2 separate regions of the Homo sapiens genome follow, and region 1 is linked to region 2. Evidence: chromatin contacts called from ENCODE Hi-C or POLR2A ChIA-PET data. All regions are on one chromosome and are shown on one strand. The core of a region is the stretch at or near the end of the contact, and the rest is flanking DNA. Distances in the headings are between cores, read along the strand shown.

The links. Hi-C counts contacts between places; a loop is a spot of excess contacts on that map. ChIA-PET counts read pairs that join two places held with the same protein, here RNA polymerase II (POLR2A). Pooled maps may share reads with other maps.
Region 1: a loop to region 2 is called in a pooled map, with 1.8 times the contacts of the local background. The contact joins the enhancer-like site here to the promoter of PIK3R6 in region 2. A Hi-C loop is called at or near these places in 1 of 168 maps with a recorded cell type or tissue (B cell), 24 of 37 single-sample maps with no recorded cell type and 11 of 50 pooled maps. POLR2A ChIA-PET finds 5 or more read pairs at or near these places in 4 of 52 experiments (CD8-positive, alpha-beta T cell, GM12878, activated B cell and 1 more).

The regions. Positions count from the first base shown.
Region 1 is chr17:8,983,842-8,987,842 of GRCh38, forward strand. No RefSeq gene overlaps it. Among named protein-coding and RNA genes, the nearest start is that of PIK3R5-DT, 20 kb to the left of the region's middle. Within about 2 kb of position 1,615, at least 5 of the 41 ENCODE cell types and tissues checked have a DNase peak (open chromatin) inside an H3K27ac peak, as active enhancers do; they include B cell, CD8-positive, alpha-beta T cell and GM12878, where a contact is called at or near this core.
Region 2 is chr17:8,865,480-8,869,507 of GRCh38, forward strand. PIK3R6 (phosphoinositide-3-kinase regulatory subunit 6) reads right to left here and starts at 2,195. Exons shown (of 20, transcript NM_001010855.4): 1 at 2,050-2,195. It overlaps LOC107985071 (a long non-coding RNA gene), which reads left to right and starts at 2,295. Exons shown (of 2, transcript XR_001752787.2): 1 at 2,295-2,526; 2 at 3,053-3,554. RefSeq lists enhancers at 1-140, 1,964-2,143, 2,174-2,323.

The DNA.
Region 1 (4,001 bases), core at 365-2,864, 120 kb after region 2:
AGCATGTGAAGAGCAGGGTGTTTCCAAGAGCAGTTAATTTTAAATAAACACATATGGATTCAAAAAAAAAAAGATCAGGCACAAGACAAGGATGTGCCTTGTTACCACTTCTATTCACCATTATATCAGATACCCCAGCCAGAATATTAAGATAACAACACAATTTAAAAACATTGTAAAGGAAGAAGAAAAGGCCATTATTCAAAGAGTATATGCTTGTCTATACAGAAAACTGAAAAGAAGACACAAAGAAATTATTAAAAATAGGCCAAGCACGATGGCTCATGCCTGAAATCCTAGCACCTTGGGAGGCTGAGGCAGGTGGATTGTCTGAGGTCAGGAGTTTGAGACCAGCCTGGCCAACATGGTGAAACCCCGTCTCTACTAAAAATACAAAAATTAGCTAGGTGTGGTGGCTGATGCCTGTAATCCCAGCTACTACGAAGGCTTAGGCAGGAGAATCGCTTGAACCTGGGAGGTGGAGATTGCAGTGAGCTGAGACTGCGCCATTGAACTCCAGCCTGGGCAACAAGAGCAAAACTCCATCTAGAAGGAAAGGAAAGGAAAGGAAAGGAAAAAGGAAAGGAAAGGAAAGGAAAGGAAAGGAAAGGAAAGGAAAGGAAAGGAAAGGAAAGGAAAGGGGGAGGGAGAGAGACAGAGAGAGAAAGAAAGAAAGAAGAAAGAAGAGTGAGCGAGCAAAAGAAAGAAAGAAATTATTAGAAATAAGATTGGCAGTTAAGATAACTGGCTCTAGAATCACTGTACAAAAAAATGGATTCCGTTGCTGTACACCAGCAACTAACAAAATACATATTTTTTTAAATTACAAGATAATTGTTGCAACATAAGCTAGGACAGTAAACATAAAACATTTACAAGACAATATACAGAATACTGTAAAACTTCACTGAAAAACATAGAAATAATTGGCAAGTTATCCCATTTTATGGACAAAATGTATTATAAAAATATCAACTCTCTTCAAACTGACCTATAAGATTCAATGCAATCCTGGAGAAGCACTTCCAAAACGGCAGAGTGGAGACCCCCCAAAATTCATTCCTCCATAAAAGCAGTGAGAACACTGGCAAAAAAAATAAAAAATAAATAAAATAAAAACCTTTTTAGAACTCTGTAAATTAACCAAAAACTTGCAACAATCTCAGGAGCATTTATTCAAGAAAAAATGCTGACTCTCAGTAAGAACAGTGAGTTCTGCAGCATTTTTAACTTCCCCTGTTCTCATCTCCCTCTCCCCAGCTCTGAGGTAGACTTGAAAATCTTACAACCATGGTAGCTGTGCAAAGCAGCAATGTTGCAGCCACTGGAGGAGGCAGGTGGTTTTGGGGCACCCCCAAAGGTCCCATCCCAGAGAACTGTCACTATTTGACTGCGCTGGCAATTCCCTGGAAAAGCCCCATTCACAGATGTTTTTATTTGACCTGACTCAGAGCTTGCCCTACTACTGGAGTATTTGTTGAAAGCAATCAACAGCAATTGTTTAACAGTGCAGCTGCCTCTGGCAAAATCTGGGAAATGAGCTAGGGGGCTTTGGAAAGCTCTGACATAGTCCTGGAGATCTAGAAGAGTAGGCACATGTTCATGCCCGTGAAAGACCTGACAAGGCCCCAGTCTCTCACCTCAAGCTGACCTTCGGCATGTGCTCAAGCAGGAAGTGAAAGTTAAGGCAGAGATGTAAACTAACTAGGGCAATCAGAGTGTTTGTCAACACACACGCACAGTTCCCTGGCAAAGTGCAGGGAGATCAATTGGTTTGGGCATTTAAAGAACCTCTATTTAAACATTAGCTGACCACTAAGCTAAAGGAGCACAGACTTCCTTGGCCACACAAAACAAATAATACAGACTTCATAGAATTAGTACAGGAAAGCCACTAAACAAACTAAACAGTAGCAGCAACAACAATATCAACAAACAGCAGCAACAACAAACGCTGGGAAGGGGGTGTGAATCTGATTTCCAAATGTAAAATGTCCTGTTTTCAACTACAAATTATGAGGCACTCAAAGAAACAGTATATCCCACACACAGGAAATAAAAGTCAATAGAAATTGTCTCAGAGGAAGCCAGATGTTGGACATACTAAATAAAGACTAAATCAGTCTTTATAAACACGTTAAAAGAAAAACATGTCTCATAGCAAAGTATAAGAATGAAGTCTCACCAAATCTGATGCGACCAACCCCAAGAAAAAATCCCAACAAAGTTGTAAGTGGAATTTGCTCAGGTGTTTCAGTACTGTATATGGAAGAGCAAGGGACTGAGAATATACAAGATACTCCTAGGAAGAAGTGTGGCCAGGCACAGTGGCTCACGCCTGTAGTCCCAGCTACTCGGAAGGCTGAGGTAGGAGGTTGAGGCTGCAGTGAGCCAAGATTGCACCACTGAACTCCAGCCTGGGCAACAGAGTGAGACCCTGTCTCAAAAAAAAGGAAGTGGGTGGGCAGAGGTGGTGGTGTGGTTTTTCCTTATGAAGGATCAAAATGCGTCCTAAAGCTATGACTGGGTGGTACTGGTGCAGGTATAGGCAGGTCAGTGGAAATAGATCTGCACATATGTGGAAGTATGATTTAAGACCTAGATGGCATTACAGGTCAGAGGAGAAAGGGGGAGCCCTTTCAATACATGTTGCTGGCATAGTTGATAATTCATATACAAAAATAAAATAGAATCCTTTCTATCTTGTACATAACACAAAATTAGTTCCATATGAATTACACTTTATCAGCTAACGGAAATTTTCTAGTTTGATGAATTTTTATTCTGAACAAGTGTTGAATTTTATCCAGTGCTTTTTCTGCATCTATTGAGATGATCATATGTCTTTTTATCCTTTGTATTGTTTCATGGTGAATTTCATTGGTTGATCTTTTAATATTAAACCAATTTTCCAATCCTAGAAAATACTCCACTTTGTCATATGCATTATCTTACTTGTACACTGTGGGTTGAATTTGTTAACATTTTGTTTAGAACTTTGCATCTATATTCATGACAGAATTTGTCCTGTTATTCTCTCTTTCTGTAACGTCTTTGTCAGGTTCTAGTATCCAGTTATACTAGCCTCACAAAAAGACTTAGAATGTGTTTCCAGCTGGGCATAGTGGCTCACACCTGTAATCCCAGCACTTTGGGAGGCCAAGGTGGGAGTATGGTTTGAGCCCAGGAGTTCAAGACCAGCCTGGCCAACATAGCAAGAGCCTATCTCCATTATTATTATTATTTTTTAAAGTGTTTCCTCTTCCTCTATGCTATTAAAGAGTTTATGTAATATTAGTACTGTTTCTTCCTTAGATGTTTGAAATAATTTATCTGTAACATCATCTGGGCCTAGAGTTTTCTTTGTAGGATTAAAAATTTTTTTACAGCTTTATCGAGATATAATTGATATACAATAAAGTGCACATATGTAAACAGTGCAATTTGAGAACTTTGGCCATACATATAGACCCATGAAAATACATCTCCACAATCAAGATAATGAACGTCCTTTACTCCCAGAAGGTTTCTTGTGGCCCTTTCTAGTCCCTTCCTCCCATCCATCCACTGCCTCTAGGCAACCACTGACCTGCTTTCTGTTACTATAGATTAGTTTTCATTTTCTAGAATTTTAGAATTTTAAATAAATGGAATCATATAGTATGTACTCTTCTTTGTCTAGATGCCTTCATTCATCTTAATTGTTTTGAGATTCACCATGCTGTTGAATGTGTCAAAAGTCCATCCTGGCTGGGTGTGGCGGACCAAGCCTGTAATCCCAACAGTTTGGGAGTCTGAGGCAGGAGGATGGCTTTAGCCCAGGAGTTCAAGACCAACCTAGGCAACATAGTAAGACCTTGCCTCTACAAAAAAAAATTAAAAATTAGCTGGGTGTGGTGGTGTGCACCTATAGTCCCAGCTACTCAGGAGGCTGAGGCAGGAGGATCACTTGAGCCAGCTGAGGAGGTGGAGGCTGCAGTGAGCCATGATCACCCCACTGC
Region 2 (4,028 bases), core at 945-3,444:
GCACAGAGAGAGGGGACCTGCAGAGCCTGGGTCACCTGCCTCTGTTGCCTCCCCTCTTCTCCCACCAGAGCTGCCTCGTGCCCTCAGGGTTTCAGGGGCAGCTCAGGCTTGCCAGACGTCATAGCTGTGTTTTTTTTTTTTTTGGATCGGAGCGTGTGGTGAGTGAGCTGGCAGTGAGGGACTAAGGGAGTGAGAGGACAGAGCTCTGGGTCCTGAGGGGGCCCCCTCAACCTTTAGCCCTTGCCCCCATGAGGTCTACTTCTCAGATTCCCAAGGAGCCGGGAGGTGAGGGTCCTGCTGCCCTGGCTGGCCCCCGTGGACAAGGACAGGCCTGTTTCCTCAGCTGTGTCTGCTTCTGGCTGGAAGGAAACACCTGGATATGAAAGAGCCAGTGGGGTGGGGGTGGGGGAGCATTGTTCCCAGGGGCAGGGAAGCTTGGTGGGATCTGAATTCAGGTGGGGCCTGAATGCAGCAGGGACCAGATGGCGATGACTGCAGCTTGGCATCTGCAGCCACCGTGTCAGCCGAGGCGCTTTCGTGGAGACAGTGTAGGGCCTGCAGCAGGTTCTAGTGTGAGGCAGCGGGGCATGGTGGCCAGGCAGGTGGCATTCCAATCCTGTTAATAGGGCAACTTGGGCTGCTTGCTTAAAACCTCCGTGCCTCAGTTTCCCTATCTTAAAGGGGACCTGACAACAACACCTACCTCATAGGCTTGTCATGAGACTAAATGAGATGATATTTGAAAACCACATAGAGCTAAATAAATAAATGGACCGGGCCAGGCGCTGTGGCTCATGCCTGTAATCCCAGCACTATGGGAGGCCGAGGTGGGTGGATCACGAGGTCAGGAGATCAAGACCATCCTGGCTAACACGGTGAAAACACAAAAAATTACTACTAAAAATACAAAAAATTAGCCAGGCGTGGTGGTGTGTGCCTGTAGTCCCAGCTACTTGGGAGGCTGAGGCAGGAGAATCGCTTGAACCCAGGAGACGGAGGTTGCAGTGAGCCGAGATCGCACCACTACACTCCAGCCTGCGCAAAAGCGTGAGACTGTCTCAACAACAACAAAAAAGGACCGGCCTGCGAGTGCTCCACACACCCCCTCTAGCTGTGCTCCCCCCAACACCTGACTTTCCCACTTGCTTTCCTGCCTCTGGGGGTTTGCACACTTTGCTCCCCATTGCTGAGGTGCCTCTTGCCTCCTCTTTGCACACCAGGTCCTCCCTTGAGCCTCAGCCAGGCACCACCTTCCACGGGACCCTCCCTGAGCCCGCACCCTGCAGTCTCTTTCATCCTGCACACACCACACACCTCCTGGCTCGCTGAGGACCCTGAAGGTTCTGAGTTGGTCACTCGCAGCTGTGTTCAGACCCTCTTTGCAAGCAGTCAGCCCTTCAAGGACAGAGACCAGGCCTCGGTCAGACTCTGGCACACATAGAAGATACTGGATTTGTGTATAGGAAGAGAATCAGCCAGACCAGCATGACTTTCACCAAATTCCCCAGGAAAGTGATGGGCAGATGATGTCCCAGAAAGGGCACAGACTGGGACCCAGATGTTTCACACTGAGTCCTGCTCCTTGCTAACCCACTCTGCAATCTTTGGCAAGTTGCTTCATCTCCCTAAGCCTCAGTCTTCTGTTCTATAAAATGGCACTAAAACACTTATCCAGTCAACCTCTAAATGCTGGTGAGAATCAAATGGGAAAATGGGTGTACTCTGCAGCACCGGGCATCAATCATTAGTCCTATTATTAACAGCATGTACAGGATTCCAGAAGAAAGGAGAGTCCTTCTCACAGGGTCCCGTGTCTTTTCATCTTGTGAAAATGGGCTGAAACAATCTTAACTTGGCAGAATTACCCTGCAGTGTCTGAGGTCACCCTTCTCAGAAAGACGGCCCTGGCAGCCCTGAGCCTGGATAAATAAGAGCCAGGGGTGTTTCAGCCCCCCCAGGGGCTCCCCTTCCAGGTCCCTCCGTTCCACCCCTCTATCTGTTCTGCTCAGATCTGCCTGCCTGGCGATCTCCATCCAAGCCAGCACTTACCTTGGTTCGGTGGCAGCTTCTGGGCTCCCCAAGTCCTTCAGCCAACTCCCCACGGTCCTGAGCGAGGTCCCCAGTCCCAGAGAAGCAGATGTCTTGGGGGAGCCTCCACGGGTGTCTGTGGTCTTGACTGTGCTCTTCAGATCTGCAAAGAAAAGCTCGATGTCTCACAGCTCTGTCCCCTCCTCTTCCTTCCCCTTCCTTGTGGCCCTCGAAGCTCCTCCCAGAATGCATTTTGCTGTGAGGATCCTTTCTAAAGAAGCATGACCCACGGTCACTGGAGGTCCTTTATTCTGATCGAATGTGACCAATTTTATGGGGCAGGAGGGGGACACCTCCCAAGAGACTCCCTCTGGTGTTGACGGGGGAGGGACTGATGCAGGGAGCCCTGACCTCTCTCTCAAGCTCCAGACTCACCAACCATCCCCCACCCCTGGACATGGCCAGCCAGATGTCCCTCAAGCACCTCCATCTCAACAGGTACAAACCGAGCTCATCATTTCTCCCTCTAAGCCCACTTCTCTGTTTCCTGCCTCAGAATCAGCAACCTCGGTATCATCCTAACGCCTCCCTCTTCCTCGCCTGTTACATCTAAACTGCACCAAGCCCTGTCAATAGGTCATGGATCCTCCACTTTCTTCCATCCCTATGGCTGTCACTGTTTCACCTGACTACCATGGTCTTTCTCCTGAAACACTACAATAGCCTGAGGTCCTTCACCCCACAGCCAAAGGTCTCTTTCTAAGAGTGAAACACAAATCTATTCATGTTACACTCCTGCTACAACCTTCAATGGCTCCTTATTACTTTAAAGAGAATGGCCAAACTCCTCAGTGTGACTTGCCAGACCCTTCTTGATCTGGTCCCTCCCTAAACTCCAACCTCATGCTTTATCCCCTCACTCCAGCCCCTCCCAGAAGTACTGCAGTCTCTTAACTATCCAGGCTGTGGGAATCACTTCCCAACCCTTCTCCTGGCTCATCCCTTGTCATTCATTATTTATCAGAGAAGAACAAAAAAACAAGCCTAAGAGGCAGGAGGAAAGTGGAGTGCCAGGGATGCTGGCAGAAGACAGAATGCCAAGGAGGAGACAATGGTCAACGACGCCAATGATTGTGGAGAGGACACAGGTGAAGAGAATGAAGAAGCATCTGCTGTCCTTGGCAATTAGGAGAGAGCAGTGCTGGGCAGGAACAGTAGACCTGCTGGGGGAAGTTGATCAACCGCATGGTGACACATTTGCTACTTTGTCATTTTCTTTTTTTCACATTTTGAAGTCAAACACTATTTGGGAGAGTCTCTGACACATTTCTAGAGCTTTGAAAAACTCACAGATTCTATGCTGTCATCCCGTTGGGCCTAATGGGTAAATGGCTCTAGAGAGTGACAGATTGCTGACAGCAGGGTTTGAGTGCTGGATCCAGCTATGCCTGAAATTCTGGGGCTGAATCTACTCTTGGACTGTTCATTGTACATGATCCAATAAATTCCATTCTTTTTTGGATTAAGCCTGTTGGAGTTTGTCACTTGGCTCAACTCAGAGAGCTTTGGGGCTGTGAAGTCACTGATCCTTTCCCGTAGGGGCTTGACTAGGTTCTATGCTGACCTTTCATTTTGCAGAGGAAGCTATTTGGAAAAAAAGTCCAGAAATGTAAATCATTTACTCTATTGCTGTGCCTTCCTCCCATAACTGCTTCTTTTCTGTCCCCTTCATGTGACTGAAGTCACATTCTATCTTGCATCTTTGTATTAGCGTTCTCAGCTCACATGTCTGCCTTGTTCCTCCCTCAATGAGTCCTGAAAGAGCAGGGGCTAGAGTGTTGTTCATTATTCCGTCCATCACAGGGTGAAAGAGTGTTAAGAGAATGCTTGGCTTATTTATGAAGCAAATGGGTGACTGAACGAAGGAAACGAATACGCCCAGGACAGAATAAAGGACCAAGAACTCAGCCCCTGCAGGTTCCAGACTCAGCAGCAGCTGG